Regions from separate parts of the Homo sapiens genome. Here region 2 is linked to region 1. The links are chromatin contacts, found by Hi-C in ENCODE. All regions are on one chromosome and are shown on one strand. Each heading gives the region's core, a stretch centred on a gene start or an enhancer-like site at or near the end of the contact. The rest is flanking DNA. Distances are from core to core; before and after follow the strand shown. Region 1 overlaps AKAIN1 (A-kinase anchor inhibitor 1). Region 2 holds the start of AKAIN1 (A-kinase anchor inhibitor 1).

The links. A loop is a pair of places that touch in the nucleus more often than their neighbours do. Pooled maps may share reads with other maps.
Region 2: a loop to region 1 is called in a map of naive thymus-derived CD4-positive, alpha-beta T cell, with 2.7 times the contacts of the local background. The contact joins the promoter of AKAIN1 here to the enhancer-like site in region 1. A Hi-C loop is called at or near these places in 3 of 168 maps with a recorded cell type or tissue (Caco-2, naive thymus-derived CD4-positive, alpha-beta T cell and ovary) and 4 of 50 pooled maps.

What each region holds. Positions count from the first base shown.
Region 1 is chr18:5,156,395-5,161,041 of GRCh38, reverse strand. The region is part of intron 1 of AKAIN1 (A-kinase anchor inhibitor 1); the gene reads left to right. Among named protein-coding and RNA genes, the nearest start is that of AKAIN1, 39 kb to the left of the region's middle. Within about 2 kb of position 1,786, at least 2 of the 41 ENCODE cell types and tissues checked have a DNase peak (open chromatin) inside an H3K27ac peak, as active enhancers do.
Region 2 is chr18:5,194,188-5,198,744 of GRCh38, reverse strand. It overlaps AKAIN1 (A-kinase anchor inhibitor 1), which reads left to right and starts at 1,488. Exons shown (of 2, transcript NM_001145194.2): 1 at 1,488-1,707. The coding sequence starts at 1,692.

The sequences.
Region 1 (4,647 bases), core at 537-3,036:
GGAATTCAAAGGGCCAAGATTAGCTACACTATTATTCAATAAAAATAGTAAAATGGAGAGACTTGCTGTTCCAGATGTTAAGGCTTATAAAGTACTAGTATTTAAGACAGAGAAATGGGTGCAAGTCAAGTAGTTCAATGGAAAAGAATAAATAATTTAAAAACAGCCCACCACATATATGGATACTTGGTTTATAATGAAGGAGGCATGGCAAGTCAGTAGGGAAAGGCCAAACGTCTCAAAACACAATTCTGTGGCAATTCACTATTCATACGAAAATACAGGAAATCAGGTCCTTACCTCACACTATGCACAAAAATCAATTCCAACTGGATTAAAGTACCAAATGTAAAATCAAAATTGCAAAGTTTTCAAAAGACAATAGAGGAGAACAACTTCATGATCTCAGGACAGAGAGCTGAAGACCACAACAAATTATTAACAAGAAATGAATAAAAAAACCCAGATTTGATTACATTAAAATAAACTTCTGCTCATTAAGAGAAACACAGAGGTTCTTTTTCTGAGCCACAAAGAGGGCCATAGAAGTATCTGCTGCACATATAATTGACAAGGAATATATATAAAAAAGTAAGAAAAAGGAAAACAACCCAGTAGAAAAATGGGCACATAACTTAAACGGGTACCTCATAAAAAGGGGAATCGTCATCATAAATCAATCTCTGAATAGATGTTCAACCTCATTAGTTATCTGGGAAATGCAAATAAAATCCGTGAAATATAATTGCATGCTTACCAGGTTGAAACTTTTAAAATGATGACACATACTAGGTATTGGTTAGAATTTTGAACAATGACAGGGTTCCTTGCTGAGGAGAGTGCAAATTTGCTGACCTCCTTTGGATAACAGGTTGGCAATACTTAGCGAATTTGAGCATGCTTATTATTCTCTACAATGCAGACAACTACTCCTATTTCTAGATTCTGGAAGTTCCTGCACATGTGTAGGCAAGGCCAAGAATGGTAGAATCATTCATAATAGCTAAAAAACTGGAATCAAGCCAAATTCTATTACTGATGGAATGGAAACATTGTGGTCTATTCATTAAATGGGGCACTATATAGAAGTAAAAATGATCAAACCAAAGATACAGACAACAATATAAATTTGTGACAAAATATTAAAGAAAAGCATGGAAATGATTGTGAGAAAATTCTGGAGATGATTTATCTTTCGCAGGATTAAGGGGACACGATTGGAGAGCAGTACTCAGGTGGCGTCTAGGATCTGGCCAATGCCTAGTTCTTAAATTGAGTGGTGGCTAAACAGACAAACCAACTAACAGATTATGTTAGAAGAGTTTGTGGCTGAAGAACTTAATGTTTCATGAAAAAATAAGATGAATTGAAAAAATGCAGCTGTTATTTTCACTAAATAAGGCAAAAATGACAGCACAATGACAGTGTTGTCATTGTAAGTTCTTGTATCTTAAACTAGTCAGTTCTTATGTCTTCTATAATTAATTTCTATTTTACCATAGTTTGCTTGCTAGAAACTTTTAAGCCACTATCTACAATTTCAGTTAGATAACATGTAATTTAATTTTATTTGAAGGTAGCTAATTTGCATCCTCAAAGGTACTGTTTCACTTTTCCTCCCTTCCTCTAACTCTTACCTCCCTTTCTTCTTGTCTTCATTTCTGGTTCTCAGACCAAAAGCTCAATACATTTGACTTGGAGTTTTTGAATGTGGCAGCCGAGGCTCCCTGAGACACAGGGTGAGACACAGGGTGAAACACGTGACATTAATTTCCTGTCACATAGTTCTAACAAATACTTCTAAAGTCTGGGTTTATTTTTCTTCAGCTACTTTTTTTCTTCTGAAATATCACTGGAAAAAAAAAAAGACGTAAAACATCTGATCTTGTTCTTCACTTCCTTTTCTATTTCAAGCCACCTGTTCTCTCTTTCTGATTAACCCCAACACAGTAAAAAGAGCCAAGATTCTCATTCTCATGGTTATAAAAAAAAAAGATATAATAAAAGAAAAGCCACATATACTAGGATAGGGAACTCATGGCTGGAGCAAGATTTTTGTATTTCTTTATCCTATTTGTAGGTGAAGCAGTGTTGACTCGTATTCTCATTTATCCACTTCAAAAATTAATCAGATGTTTTCACCTGTATTTTGTAGTTTAGTTGTAAGAAAACCAAGGCTTGTTCAGGTGAACTCAGAAAGGCCCTGAAATGGGATCCAAACCCAGTGTCTCTAAAACAAGGGCTTTCTCGGCACAGGCTCATGACTACAGAGCCTCAGAGTGTTGGCAGGACTTGGTTCAATACATACCCATGTGTGCAGGGTTCAGGAAGTTTATAAGCTTGAGGAGAATGTTGTCATGGCAAATGGTTGACCAACAGGAACAAAATTATCTGGGAACATCACTGGACCCAACTGAAAAGAGCTTATTTTCACACTTCTTTGTTCTGTAGTGTTTGAAACCAAATGGAGGGAGTGGAGAACTGACCCCTTTAGAAGTTTGCAGGCATGCAAAGGGAAGAGGAGGAGGGAGAAAACAAGAAGCTAGGAGATGGCAGAGATGAACTGGGTGTAACATTTTGAAACTGCTAATTGGCCTAGCCATATGTGGCCTGGAAATTGGAGCAGCCTTTCTAATATTCACGTTCTAGTGTGTTTTCTGCACCGTCTCTCATGCAGAGGGGCTGAGCTGGCACCAAAGGAGTGTCTCCTCAGCTGCTTCCTCTTGTGCCTTAACTCTCACTGCAGCGAATCAGCAAAACATAGCAAAGGAGGCCAAGAGCAGAAAATTAATGGGAGCAGAGAAATTGGGGGAAGAAAGAACAGACTGGAAAACAGTGACTTTCACAGCCACTCATTGAACCATACTTACAGATTGTGCACTGGGCACACGGGACAATGTTGAGTGACAACAAAGGGAGTCATCCCCTTGAGAGCAGATGCTCTAGGGGACACAGGCTGCAACAACCTTGTGAGGGCGTGCCATTATTGTACCCATTTTAGAGGTGAGGAAACTGACTTGTTCAAGATACCACAGTCAGTTGTAACAGAGCTGGGCTTGGTGTCTCACACCTGTAATCCCAGTGCTTTGGGAAGTGGAAGCAGGAGGATCACTTGAGGCCAGAAGTTTGAGACCAGCCTGGGCAACATAGTGAGACCCTATCTCTGCAAAAAGATTAAAAATTTAAAAAATTAGCTGGTGGTCGTAGCATGCACCTGTAGTCCCAGCTACTCAGGAGGATGAGGTGGGAGTTCAAGGCTGCAGTGAGCCATTATCATGCCACTGCACTCCAGCCTCGGTGACAGAGTAAGGCACCATCTTTGAAAAAAATTTAATAATTTTAAAAAAAGTTTCTAAGTCAAAATTTTTTAAGAAAATAAAGTAAGTGGTAACGAGTCATGCATACACACATGACTAGATTTTATCTTTGATGAATTGAGTACAGAGTCATAGGAAAGTCCACGTCTGCTAAGTGAGAGGACGGGTGAGGGCGTGAGGCTGCATAAAAGACAGGGACTGGTCACACATGCCCCTGAGGCCCATGGTGAGAGGTTGAGCTTTCTTTCCAAATGCAATGGGAGGCCAAGGAAGAGTTGTGTGCAGGTGCATGACAGATTGGATTTACATTTTGAAAAAGTTACTCCAGCTGCTGTTTGAGACAGTGGAGCAAATGGAAGCATAAACAAAAGTGAGGGGATACATTTATATATTTTCCATTTTGTGCAGAGAAGGAAATAATCTTTGGGTTCTGTGTCTGGACACCAGCTCCTTGCTTTCCTTCCTTATCCTGAAGACGGAAGCTGCAGCAGGAAGGTGTCATGGAAGGATCTCTGGCCCAGGGTGTGGAGCGCACAGATCTAATCCCGTGTGTGACTCCAAACAATATTCTGAGCCTCCAGTTTTCCACTTAAAAAATAAAATTGATACTTCATCTTGGTTAATCATTTCACATCTTAAAATATTTCATGATACTTAAAAATTGTAAAAAATCTTAGTTATCACATTGTTCCTGATGGTGAAAACTCGGCCTGCCTTATGCAAACCTAGTGATGTTAGACATTTAATTAATGTTTATGAGTGACTATTTAGGAGAGGCCAGAAATTGAGGATAGCTGGAGGAAGGCTTCTAGTTTCACACCATGTCCTGTCCCCTACCCCCATTACAGCCTTGAAAATTCATCATTAAGAATTAGTTTACAACATCTGCCTGCTTTTTATTGCTCCTTCTAATGCCTCCAGCCTGGTGTGAGAGCAAGAAAGACCCCCAGGCCATGGAGCTGCTTTAAAGCACAGCTATGCCTTATTTGCCCCTCAAAGTTTCTGCAGTCGGAATACACTGTCTCACATAACTCCTGCAATTTTTCAAATGTGCTGAATATGGAGGCTGTTGTGATTAACAGTATTAATCATCTAAAAGCATTACTGAATTCATAGCCTCTTCTTGTCATTGTGTCATGAAGGGATATGGGAAATATTTTGACATTACAAAGGAATCGTCTTCAAAAGGTTGGGAGCTGTTCTTTCAAGGAGAGTAGAAAGGATTTTATTTTATGGCAGAGGATAATTTTCCTCTGGTTAGCCCCCTGAGATTCTCCCTCTATACTCACTTCCTCCAGGGACTAAATATTACTTTTGAGAGATTATTTAG
Region 2 (4,557 bases), core at 239-2,738, 38 kb before region 1:
AAACATAAGGGCTGTAAAAGACAGCCCTTTTGAGTGTGTTACAAGAAAAACACCTTTCATTCCAAAATTATTTTAAATACTGTTTTACACTTCCCGTGGGATGAAGAAAAGAAGACAGAGTGAAGCATCATTGGAGAAACTTGGCAAAATGGGAGAACTCTATCCTGTCATGCACACGCTTTATCCTGCCCATCAGCTGACTTTCATCTTGCTGCTGCTGGGGTAGGCCCCATATGTTCAAGCCTGTGTTGAGCCAGGTGCTAACAGCAGTACTGATTGTATTATGTTGAGGCTGCCCATATGCCTTCATGCAAACTGTAGTTCAAAAGCTGTAAAACTATTTGCATTTTCAGTCTATCGGATGGCTTTAAAAAAAAAACAGTGCCAATCAGTCTATTTGGATGCTTTATATTTGCCAAAAGACTGTAGAACTTATTGCCATCAACCAATTATCAGGAAATACTTAATTTTCAGAATAGTTACATTTTCCAGGGATAGTTGCAAGTGAAGAAACCCCATAAAACACTGGAGATGACCTTGATTACCTTTGTTCTTGGAAAACCTTATTTAGCTGGAAAAATAGGGGAGAGGCTGGAGGATTCTGGGTGGCTTTAGCTTTGGGTTTGTAACCCACATGGACCTGTTTCAAGCTGGGTGACATCTAGTGTGGGCTGTTCACACTGCACAGACATTATTAGGGAATAGATACCTAAAGTGAGCAATGATTAGGAGGATGAAGTGAGCATAAGGCAGTCCCAGTACCTTTAAGGTAGAACTGGGTGTATGAGCGGGGCATGCAGACAGTTTTCAGCTGGGTGAGGATAGGGGAAGAACTGATGTTTCTTGATTGATCTCAGGGCTGTTCTCACACTTGCAGGGGGCTCTGTTGGCTCTTCCTTGTGAAGGGTGTATGCGTTATCTTTCCTGTGCCCTGGCCGGCCTTGCTTTTTCTAAAGTGATGACCTTGAGGACCTTCAAGCTTAGGAGCTTTCAGAGCCGGATTTGCCACCTGGGAGCGGAACCTGATAGTAGCGCCCTCCTCGAGCGCTCCATAGTCACTGTGTCCTTCCTCTTGCTCTCTTCCTGACGTTAGCAGAGGACTGGGACTCGCGAGAGAGGACTCACGGACCTCCAGGACCTATTAACTTGACAGACCCGCCCCTCTATTCGAGCCAGCCCAACTCGGAGAACTCAGAGTCATCCTCGAGAGTAAAGAAAGCTCTTAGAGTTTTTTTTTTTTGACAAATCTATCTTAAATGTCAGTCCAATATCCACGGCGACGAGCCACAGCAGGTAATTAAAAGCAATTCACTGTCCCCTGCCGGGAAGTTTACCTTTCTCTCTCTTGCTCTTCCGACCTTCGTCGCGTGAAAGCGGTGGAAGTGCTTTGCTCCCTAAGCAGCAGTGTACGTCGCCGAGCTGGCACAGGAATGAGGGATGGACTGAGCGGGGATTCACCCTCCTCCTCCCGCCGCCGCTGTGGCCGCATTGTGGAGGCAGAGCGCGCGGCGGCGGCTGGAGCTGCGGCCCCAGGATCTAGCGGCGGGAGCTGTCCGGGGTGCTGACCGCCCCGCCCGCCGCCCGCCCAGCGCGCCCTCCTGCACCGGACCCCGCCAAGTCCGGCCTTCTTCCCATCCTCCGTCTGCCTGTCTTTCTCTCTTAATCTGGGGGCGTAGCGGCTGGAAGAAATCATGGTGTTCGCTCCAGGTACACCGCACCTTGCTTTTTCACCAAGTGTCTAGGAGGGGAGCAGGGTAGAGGACGGAGAGGAGAGGGAAAAAAGGCCTCTTTACCTTACGGCCCATCTGCGCGTTTCGGAGTTACTGTCTGTGCTCATGGGGCGGAGGAGTGCCTCGGCGCGTCGCCTTCGCCCCTCTCCCCAGTCCCGCCCCATCTGTCCTCTAACAATCTCCAGCCCTTCCTCGCCCTCGTCCCGCTGCTTCTCTTCCCATCTGGCTCCTCCACACCCCTTCCGAGCTCAGGAGCCTTAAGAACTGGGACTTTCGCCAGCAGCACCGGCACCTACACGGGCAAGAGAGTGGAGAGGTGGGGCAAAGAGTAGTGGGCTTCGGGCTACTTGCGTGGGAATCTCCCTCACTGCTACTTCCCCCTCCGCAGAATTGGCAAAGTGACCCGGGTCCTCCTGGCCTCCCGAGGAGAAGGAGGCGAAGTGGGCGAAGCCAAGGGGAGTAGGACGAAGGGCAGAGGAGCGATACTTCTTAAGGAATTAGACCTGAAACTCCGACCGGAGGCTGCAGCACAGAGGCAGCTACTGCGGCGCCGCTGGAGGTTGCCGTGTCTTTTTGGAGCAGGCGGTGAAGGACCTTGGTCCCTTTGCTGCTCTCCGTGGCTACTAGTTGGCGAAGAGTCAGATTTGTCTGCGGTTGACCGGCTTGGCGGCGTGTGCGTGCGTGCGCATTTGAGTCCGCCCCACTGGAGCAAGGGAGGCCAGGCTAATCGAGGAAGCGGGGAAAAGCGTGGTCGTTGTGAACGTCCGACGCTGTCTCTAGGGGTAGATCCAAAGTATTTCTCTCTCACGCATTTTAGGGTCTGATTTCGTTAAAGACTGCTGTGGAAAACAGGGAGTGGGGAAGGCTGGAGGGGCCTAGAACTCTCTAGCTTTGTTCCTGGGGTCTTTAACTTGAAAGATTGGCATGTATTTGCTGTGGTCATGGGCTTCAGATGGCTGGGGAGAAAAGGCGTAATGCATTTTTTTTTAAAGGGAAGAATTGAGTCTTTTCTTCAAAAAATTCAATTAGCAAAACTTGAGAAGAGCAAGTCAGTCCCCTCCCCCTCCCCCTCAGAATGCTAGCTGGGGAGGGAGGGATGAGTTTCTGTAGGCTCTGGCTTTACCACAGGCAGTGGTTCTTAGAGGAACGCCTTAAAGGAATGCCCAGGAGCTCTTCCCATGCCCATCCTAAATAACTCAAGGGAGGAAATTGTTCCATATAGCAAAGGACATTCAATCAACACTGGAGCAAGGAAGTTGGAAAACAGCTCTTTGCTGCATTTATACAGCACTTAACACTTTACAAAGCAGTTTCATGCTGCTATCTCATTTGATCTCCTAATTACCCTGAGAGTTAAGGAATATCATTCCTACTCTACCATCCCCAGGGAGGCTGGTTCCAGATAATCTTGCTAGTCTCTAATGGAGTTTTCTGACCTCGAATTCTGTCTTTTTCTCCCACAACCTTTCTTCCTGACAAAATATCTCACTGGCTCCAGGGGTAGATGATTTTTGGTCCAAGGTCAGATGTAGCCAGAGACTCAGCATATCCTTTCCATTCCAAGGAGGGGAGGGATATGGTGTTGTACAAGAGTTAGGGTTGTTGCGTGATGTTAACTAGGCATTTTCTAAAAGCAAGATCGTGAGTGATGGCCACTGTAATGAACAGTGGGGAATTTCTGGAGTAGACTGGCTTGGTTTAAAGAGCCCACAATTTGGACAGGACTTTACTTTTCCATTTTACTTTCAAGTTTTGTATTAGTGTTTTGTTCTGTGTGGAAAGTAGAAGTTATTCATAACTGTCAGAGATGGCGTGAATTGACCTGGATAGGATAGATACAGAAACGTCTGGGGAAACTTTTTTTTTCATCACTTCTTCAATTTTGGGGTTCTCTTGAAAAATCATAAGCATTTGGGACAATAAGAACAGGATGCTAAAAATACTGTGTCAACTTACCTTCTCATCTATGGATCATTTGTTTTCTAATTCGTATAGTGATGTGTATTATTCTGAAAGAAAAGCAGAACAATGAATTGCTTTTGAACTCCGCCAGATTTTCAGCACTGCAACCTCATTTCTTGCCTATTGCTTTTCTAAATCTCTATAATAATCTGGGAATCCAGATGTTTTGTACTAGTTAAAGGAAATACACTCCCACCCCTTTCTTTCAAGCTAACCTAACACTCAGAAAGGGAAGAAACAGGGTCATGTGCTAAGATCACTCCAAAATTATTAAAAGGGTGTTATATAAGCCAAGATGAATATAACAATAAATTAACAAGGAGCTATTCATAAAATTGGGTCAGTGGGTACTGTGCCCTTCAAAACACATTGTAGCTTTTTTGGATTTTAGCACAGGAGGGCAAGAACCCTGAGGTACAGTTCTGAACTTGCCTCAGCTAACTGGTCTCCCTTTGAATGATTCTCCTGGCTCTTTACCTTAAAGGCAAAGGTGAAGAGTGACAGATATTTGTAGAACAAGTTCTAGTCCAGAAGTACAATGGAATGAGGGGGAATTAGAATGAGACTTTATTAACCCTATTTAGGATTTAGTCTTATATGCCATAACATATTCTTACATTTTTTTGTTTCAGTTAGTCTATAGATTGTAAAGAATACAGCTTAAATTGGACAGGGTATTTGGGTTGTTTTTCAGTTTGCATGAGGCAGACAGTTCAATTCTATTTTTTCCTCTTTCTCTTATTATTAATAGACTATAATTTAGGAGGGTTTTAATTTTGTGCATGCCAGTTTTCAAACCCCTTGAAGGTAAGGGGCATGACTACTAATTTTTTAAGGAGTTAATTACTTGAAGCCCATCATTTAT